Regions from separate parts of the Mus musculus genome. Here region 2 is linked to region 1. The links are chromatin loops, found by intact Hi-C in ENCODE. Cell type or tissue: heart. All regions are shown on one strand. Links, peaks and the distances in the headings refer to the core of each region. The heading gives the core; the rest is flanking DNA.

Region 1 (2,900 bases), core at 277-2,776:
TGGCATTTGTCGGGCATCAAGAAAGCAAACTGTCGAGGGGTGATTCTCCGCAAACGGGAGGATGTGGCTTTCACAAGTGAAAGGGCCAAAGAGATTTCATGCAATGTTAGTTTGAAAGCACTGGTTCATTAAGGATATTAATTTTCTGATAACTACACATTTAAGCGTGACACACTCCGTGCGCAGTATCTACAGGATTTCGCAATTATTAATGCGTGACAGTTTCAAATGCTAAGTGAATCAATTAAACAGCAGCATTCACAATCCCGAGAAGAGATAACTGCTTCATAACTACCTAAGACTACAATTTTCACATGACAAAAAAAAGAGCCATTGAGGCGCCTTCAAAACCTGACAGGTCAAGAAAGAAGTTTGAAACAAAAGCACCTTCCAGCCATCATCTCCTCTCTTTACTTGTCAGATCAACTTTGCTGGTGTCTCCCCCAGAAATGCATCACATGCCAGCTGCCACAAGGTGATTTTTCATGTCTTGTCAAAGAAATCTTTTATTCTATTTGCTCTGCATTAACATGTTACATTTATTGATCAAGGGCCTGTTCGGCAGCCGCAGCAGGGCACTGAGCCCCCATGCCTACGGGGCTTTGATGTCCCGGTGACATTCATGCCCGAATAATGCACATACTAAATGGATTTAATGCAGAAATGTGTTTGGGCCTGACAGTTACATTAATAACAGCCCCTCACACTGATAAATATGCAATTGCTACTATTAAGAGTTACCCAATTATGGGGAAAATATTTCTCTACCTTATAAATAAATCCATCAAGGGGGGAGGAAAAGTTTTAACAATGGTGCATTTCCTTAAAAAAGCACTTCCCCAGAAGCAGGAGATGGGCTGGACGGGGGCTGGAAGCCCTTCTTTCGCTCTCGCCTCCAATTGTTTTTAATAACTCTCAAGAATGATTGGGGATTTTTTTTTCCTTCTAAACCTCTTTTGTTGGTCTTCTGCATTGTGCCCATCTCTTGTTTCTGCATAACCAGAGAAAAAGCAGACACCCTGAAGAATGAAGAACAGGGTTCTGTGTATAGTCAAGAGAGCAGCTTACGGGGTATGGGGAGTGGGGTGCACAGCTGATCTCCATAATGACGGGTCTGGGGGAGGAGCCTTTATTTTTTTTTCAACTCTAAAGAAAACCTGCGCGTGTGTTTGTATCTCATTGTAAACCCTAAGTGACCTTGTGCTACAGCATGGATGAGGAAGGGTCCAAAGGAAAAGAGAAAACAGCTGGCATGAAAAGCCTCAGCCAAGGAGAATTTGTCGTTATTAAATTCCTACAATTAAACACAGACACCCAAGCAAAAAGAGGATAATGGCTCCCTTTCATCATCCGGGAACATGGAGCAGCTAAAGCCACCAACAGCCAGTCCCAGAGGAGACGAAAGAGGCTTTCAGATAGGGAGTGTATGGGCGTGTGAGCCCATGTGCAAGTGAACACACACACACACACACACACACACACACACACACACACATACATCTTCTCTCTGACTCAAAAACCAAGGTCCACTGTTCCAGGGCTGGGACAGCAAGGCTGAATAATTTTTCCCATGACCACCACCTTGGATTTGAGCCAACCTGCACAGCCTAAAGGGAGAAGCACTGTAGCCCAGGGTGAGTCCTCTGGGAAGCCTTGCTTCTGAGTCCACCTGGGCCTCCTGGGGCACTGCTGTACTCAGCTTCCCAAACTAGAGCTGGTTTTAAAAGGCGGGAGAAAGAGGGAGGAGAAGTAGTGTGGCTCTAGCTGAGGCCTGGGGCGTCTTGGGGTGCACTAGAAACGCTGTCATAGCTATTTCTACTGGCTGTTAGGGATTTTAACAGGGAAAAGGAAACATTGCTACACAGAAAAGCCAAAGTTTAGAGGTCATTAAAAACAATAATGCAAAAAAAATAAATAAATAGATAAATAAATAAATAGTGCTAGTTTGTATTATAAGAGCAATTCAGAAAAACTACAAAACCAGAGTCAGACCTGGCACATGCAACCCCAACTCTCTGACTGTTCTAAGCATCAGTGCAGCCTTGAGTGAGCATCTGGGCTTCCCTGGGCCTCAGCCACTTTGTGTGTGAGATGTGGGTTCCGATAGTTTCATTTGGAGAACATAGGGCTATAGTAGACACATATGGGAAGTGTTCTTCCCGGCCTTGGAAGGAGTGAGCCCTGCATAACATTAGCTGCTATCTGCTAATAAGAAAAGAAACATAATTGCTGGGATCATGTCTTCAACTCCCCATCCCTAGACTCCCTTGGAGAGGACACCAACCACCTCTCAATGTTTACTGCCCAGTTTGTTTTTACCATGAAGGCTATCTAGGGAGTCATTCTACAAAAGCATCCACAGGTCCTCAGTGGAACACACATTCAGGGGAAGAGGGTTGGTTTTGTTGTTGTTATTGTTGTTGCTATTGTTGTTGTTGTTTCATCCCAGATGAACACTAAGCAAGGCATTTAGCATCCTAGCCTCATGCACTAAACACAGAACAACTACCAAGGCCATCAAGCAACAAACTGCATCCTGCAGCCGCAGGTCTCTGTGGTGGAGAACCTGGTGGCCTGGTTTTATACTTTCCCTAGAAAGTATAAAAGAGTTAAAAGTTCTGCCGGTCTTGCTACCCTGACCACCCTCAAAGCACCAAAGCTCCCTCCCCGACATAACATGAATAGCAATATCACTGACACCTCAAAATCATATCCTGTGAACAGACAAGAAGGCAGAGAGATGGGTAGAGCTAAGAGGCCTCAGGTTCCAGAGGACAAAAACTGTTTCAGTGAAAATAAAAGTTGATGCTTAGAATACCCCCAATTACTATAGGAAATATTGAGGCACAGCTAGTGGGAAGTGCTTCCTGTGTGTTACAGGTCGTCTCTGAGAAAATAAA
Region 2 (2,900 bases), core at 146-2,645, 50 kb after region 1:
GGACACTCCCGCAGTCTGTCCTGCTCTTCTAGCCCCATCACGGCTCCGCTGCGGGCCACCCAGGATTATTCGCTTCTGGCTCCCGGCGGCGAGAAAGCGCGCGGGGCTCCCGCGTCCGCCGCGCCAGCTCCTCCTCCAGCTGCTCCCGCTCCCCGGGCGAGCGCGCAGCCCCGAGCCCGCCCCGCGCATCTCGGAGCCCTCCCCCCGCTGCTCCCATGCGCGCGGGTGGGTCATGAGCACAGCGCCCTCGCTTTCTGCCCTAAGAAGCAGTAAGCACAGCGGCGGCGGCGGCGGCGGCGGCGGCGGCGGCGGCAGCGGCGGCGGCAGCGCGGACCCTGCCTGGACCAGCGCGCTTTCTGGAAATTGCTCCGGCCACGGCCCAGGCTCCTCCCCGGCCGGCAGCACCAAGCCTTTTGTGCACGCTGTGCCCCCCTCTGACCCCCTGCGCCAGGCTAACCGCCTGCCCATCAAGGTGCTGAAGATGCTGACGGCACGGACTGGCCACATTTTGCACCCAGAGTATTTGCAACCCCTGCCTTCCACGCCCGTCAGCCCCATCGAGGTAAGGACCTTCTCTCGGGGTCAAGCTGAGTCCCCTACCAGGGCTGCCTTCCTGTGGGGTTTCTTTCCCCCCTGGGATCTGGGGCTCTCGGAGTGGGGGTGGGGGCAGTCGAAGTGATTCAGCTCCAGGATGGGAGGAAAGGACAGTACTTCCTCAACCTTAGTCAGTAGAGAGCAACGAGATGAAATTGGGTGCAAATTCTAAGGGGCAAAGCCACACAAACTTGTCTCCTTTTTGTATTAAAGTCCCTATGTACCTAGCCCTCCCCCATCGGCCCCTAGGCGGACAAGGGCCTGTATACTGTTCCAAAGTCGCCTTCCTCAGAAGCTAGTATATTTACACAGCCTCGGAGGCGCCAACCACTCAAGCACTCACACTTTAGAATCAAGGAGTGTGTGCTGGGGAAGAGGGTACAATTCTGGATCTAAAGGGATGAAAACCAAAACATTTGCGAGAGATTGTTTCCAAATCTAAGTAGTGACTTAAAGAATTCAGGAAGGATCCTAGAGCGACCAGGGGGTTCTGGCATCTTTCCCAAGGATACGGAGTGGGGTGCCACTTAGAATTGCGCCTGGAAGTTGAAATGCTTTTCGCGGGCTGTTACGAAGGGCACTAGAACCCTAAGTGCAGGTTTCTAAAGGGTTTCTCTCTTTCTCTGTGTGAACCCCTCCCCATCTGACTCCGCAGCTGGACGCCAAGAAGAGCCCACTGGCGCTGCTGGCTCAAACATGTTCGCAGATAGGGAAGCCGGACCCTTCGCCTTCTTCCAAACTCTCCTCGGTCGCCTCCAACGGCGGCGGCGCGGGTGGTGCAGGCAACGGAGCTGGGGGCGACAAGGACGCCAAGTCGGGCCCCTTGAAGCTGAGCGACATCGGCGTGGAGGACAAGTCGAGTTTCAAGCCTTACTCCAAACCCGGTTCAGATAAGAAGGAGCCGGGAGGCGGCGGCGGAGGCGGCGGCGGCGGGGGCGGCGGCGGGGGTGTTGCTGCAGAGAAGTCAGGATTCCGGGTACCGAGCGCCACCTGCCAGCCATTTACGCCCAGGACAGGCAGTCCCAGCTCCAGCGCCTCGGCCTGTTCGCCGGGAGGCATGCTGCCCTCCGCCGGGGGTGGCCCGGAGGGCAAGGACGACAAGAAAGATCCGGAAGCTGGCGGCGGTGGCAGCAGCAAAGGCTCCGGGGGCGCCTCGGCAGACGGGGTACCCGCCGGGCTGGGGCACGGCCGGATTAGCTGCGGCGGCGGAATTAACGTGGACGTGAACCAGCACTCGGAAGGGGGTCCAGGAGGCAAGGCTCTAGGCTCGGACTGTGGCGGCTCTTCCAGCTCAAGCTCGGGTTCGGGCCCCAGCGCGCCCACCTCGTCGTCGGTTTTGGGCTCCGGTCTGGTGGCCCCGGTATCTCCCTACAAACCGGGCCAGACAGTGTTCCCTCTACCCCCTGCGGGCATGACCTACCCAGGCAGCCTGGCTGGGGCCTACGCTGGCTACCCGCCCCAGTTCTTGCCACACGGTGTGGCACTCGACCCCACTAAACCTGGCAGCCTGGTAGGGGCTCAGCTGGCAGCGGCCGCAGCCGGCTCTCTTGGCTGCAGTAAGCCAGCGGGTTCGAGTCCTCTGGCCGGGGCGTCGCCTCCATCAGTGATGACAGCTAGTTTGTGCCGGGACCCATACTGCCTCAGCTACCACTGCGCCAGCCACTTGGCCGGGGCTGCAGCCGCCAGCGCCTCGTGCGCTCATGATCCGGCCGCTGCAGCAGCAGCGCTCAAATCGGGATACCCGCTAGTATACCCCACGCACCCACTGCACGGCGTTCACTCCTCGCTGACGGCTGCGGCCGCTGCGGGCGCCACACCACCCTCCCTAGCCGGCCACCCCCTCTACCCCTACGGTTTCATGCTCCCTAACGACCCGCTCCCCCACATCTGCAACTGGGTGTCTGCTAATGGGCCGTGCGACAAGCGCTTCGCCACTTCCGAAGAGCTGCTGAGCCACTTGCGGACCCATACGGCCTTCCCAGGGACAGACAAACTGCTGTCGGGCTACCCCAGTTCTTCGTCTCTCGCCAGCGCCGCAGCAGCAGCCATGGCTTGTCACATGCACATCCCCACGTCGGGCGCACCGGGCAGCCCAGGGACTCTGGCGCTGCGCAGCCCCCACCACGCACTGGGACTCAGCAGCCGCTACCACCCGTATTCCAAGAGCCCGCTCCCCACGCCCGGTGCCCCAGTGCCGGTGCCTGCCGCCACCGGACCATACTACTCCCCTTATGCCCTCTACGGACAGAGACTGACCACTGCCTCCGCACTGGGGTATCAGTGAGGGCGGCCCAGAGGAATTTGGA

Evidence for each region. Hi-C counts contacts between places; a loop is a spot of excess contacts. Peaks named below come from ENCODE experiments on the same cell type or tissue, not always from the same donor. Only the 100,000 strongest peaks of a DNase experiment are listed, where the experiment ranks them.
Region 2: it touches region 1 in a loop (2.3-fold over the local background); 4 of 42 quality-filtered maps call a loop at or near these places.

Annotation. Positions count from the first base shown.
Region 1 is chr14:22,034,703-22,037,602 of GRCm38, reverse strand. The region is part of intron 2 of Lrmda (leucine rich melanocyte differentiation associated); the gene reads right to left. Gm41107 (a long non-coding RNA gene) reads right to left here. Exons shown (of 2, transcript XR_874399.2): 2 at 1-2,900. Among named protein-coding and RNA genes, the nearest start is that of Gm41107, 4.9 kb to the right of the region's middle. In heart, for the core only: no CTCF peak of the experiment used is centred there; a DNase peak (open chromatin) is centred at 1,522.
Region 2 is chr14:21,984,866-21,987,765 of GRCm38, reverse strand. It overlaps Zfp503 (zinc finger protein 503), which reads left to right. Exons shown (of 3, transcript NM_145459.3): 2 at 1-562; 3 at 1,250-2,900. The coding sequence starts at 233. The coding sequence ends at 2,878. Among named protein-coding and RNA genes, the nearest start is that of A330001L22Rik, 3.2 kb to the left of the region's middle. In heart, for the core only: a CTCF peak has its summit at 1,612; DNase peaks (open chromatin) are centred at 515, 865, 1,575 and 1,955; H3K4me3 peaks cover 2,500 bases; H3K27ac peaks cover 2,500 bases; H3K27me3 peaks cover 711 bases.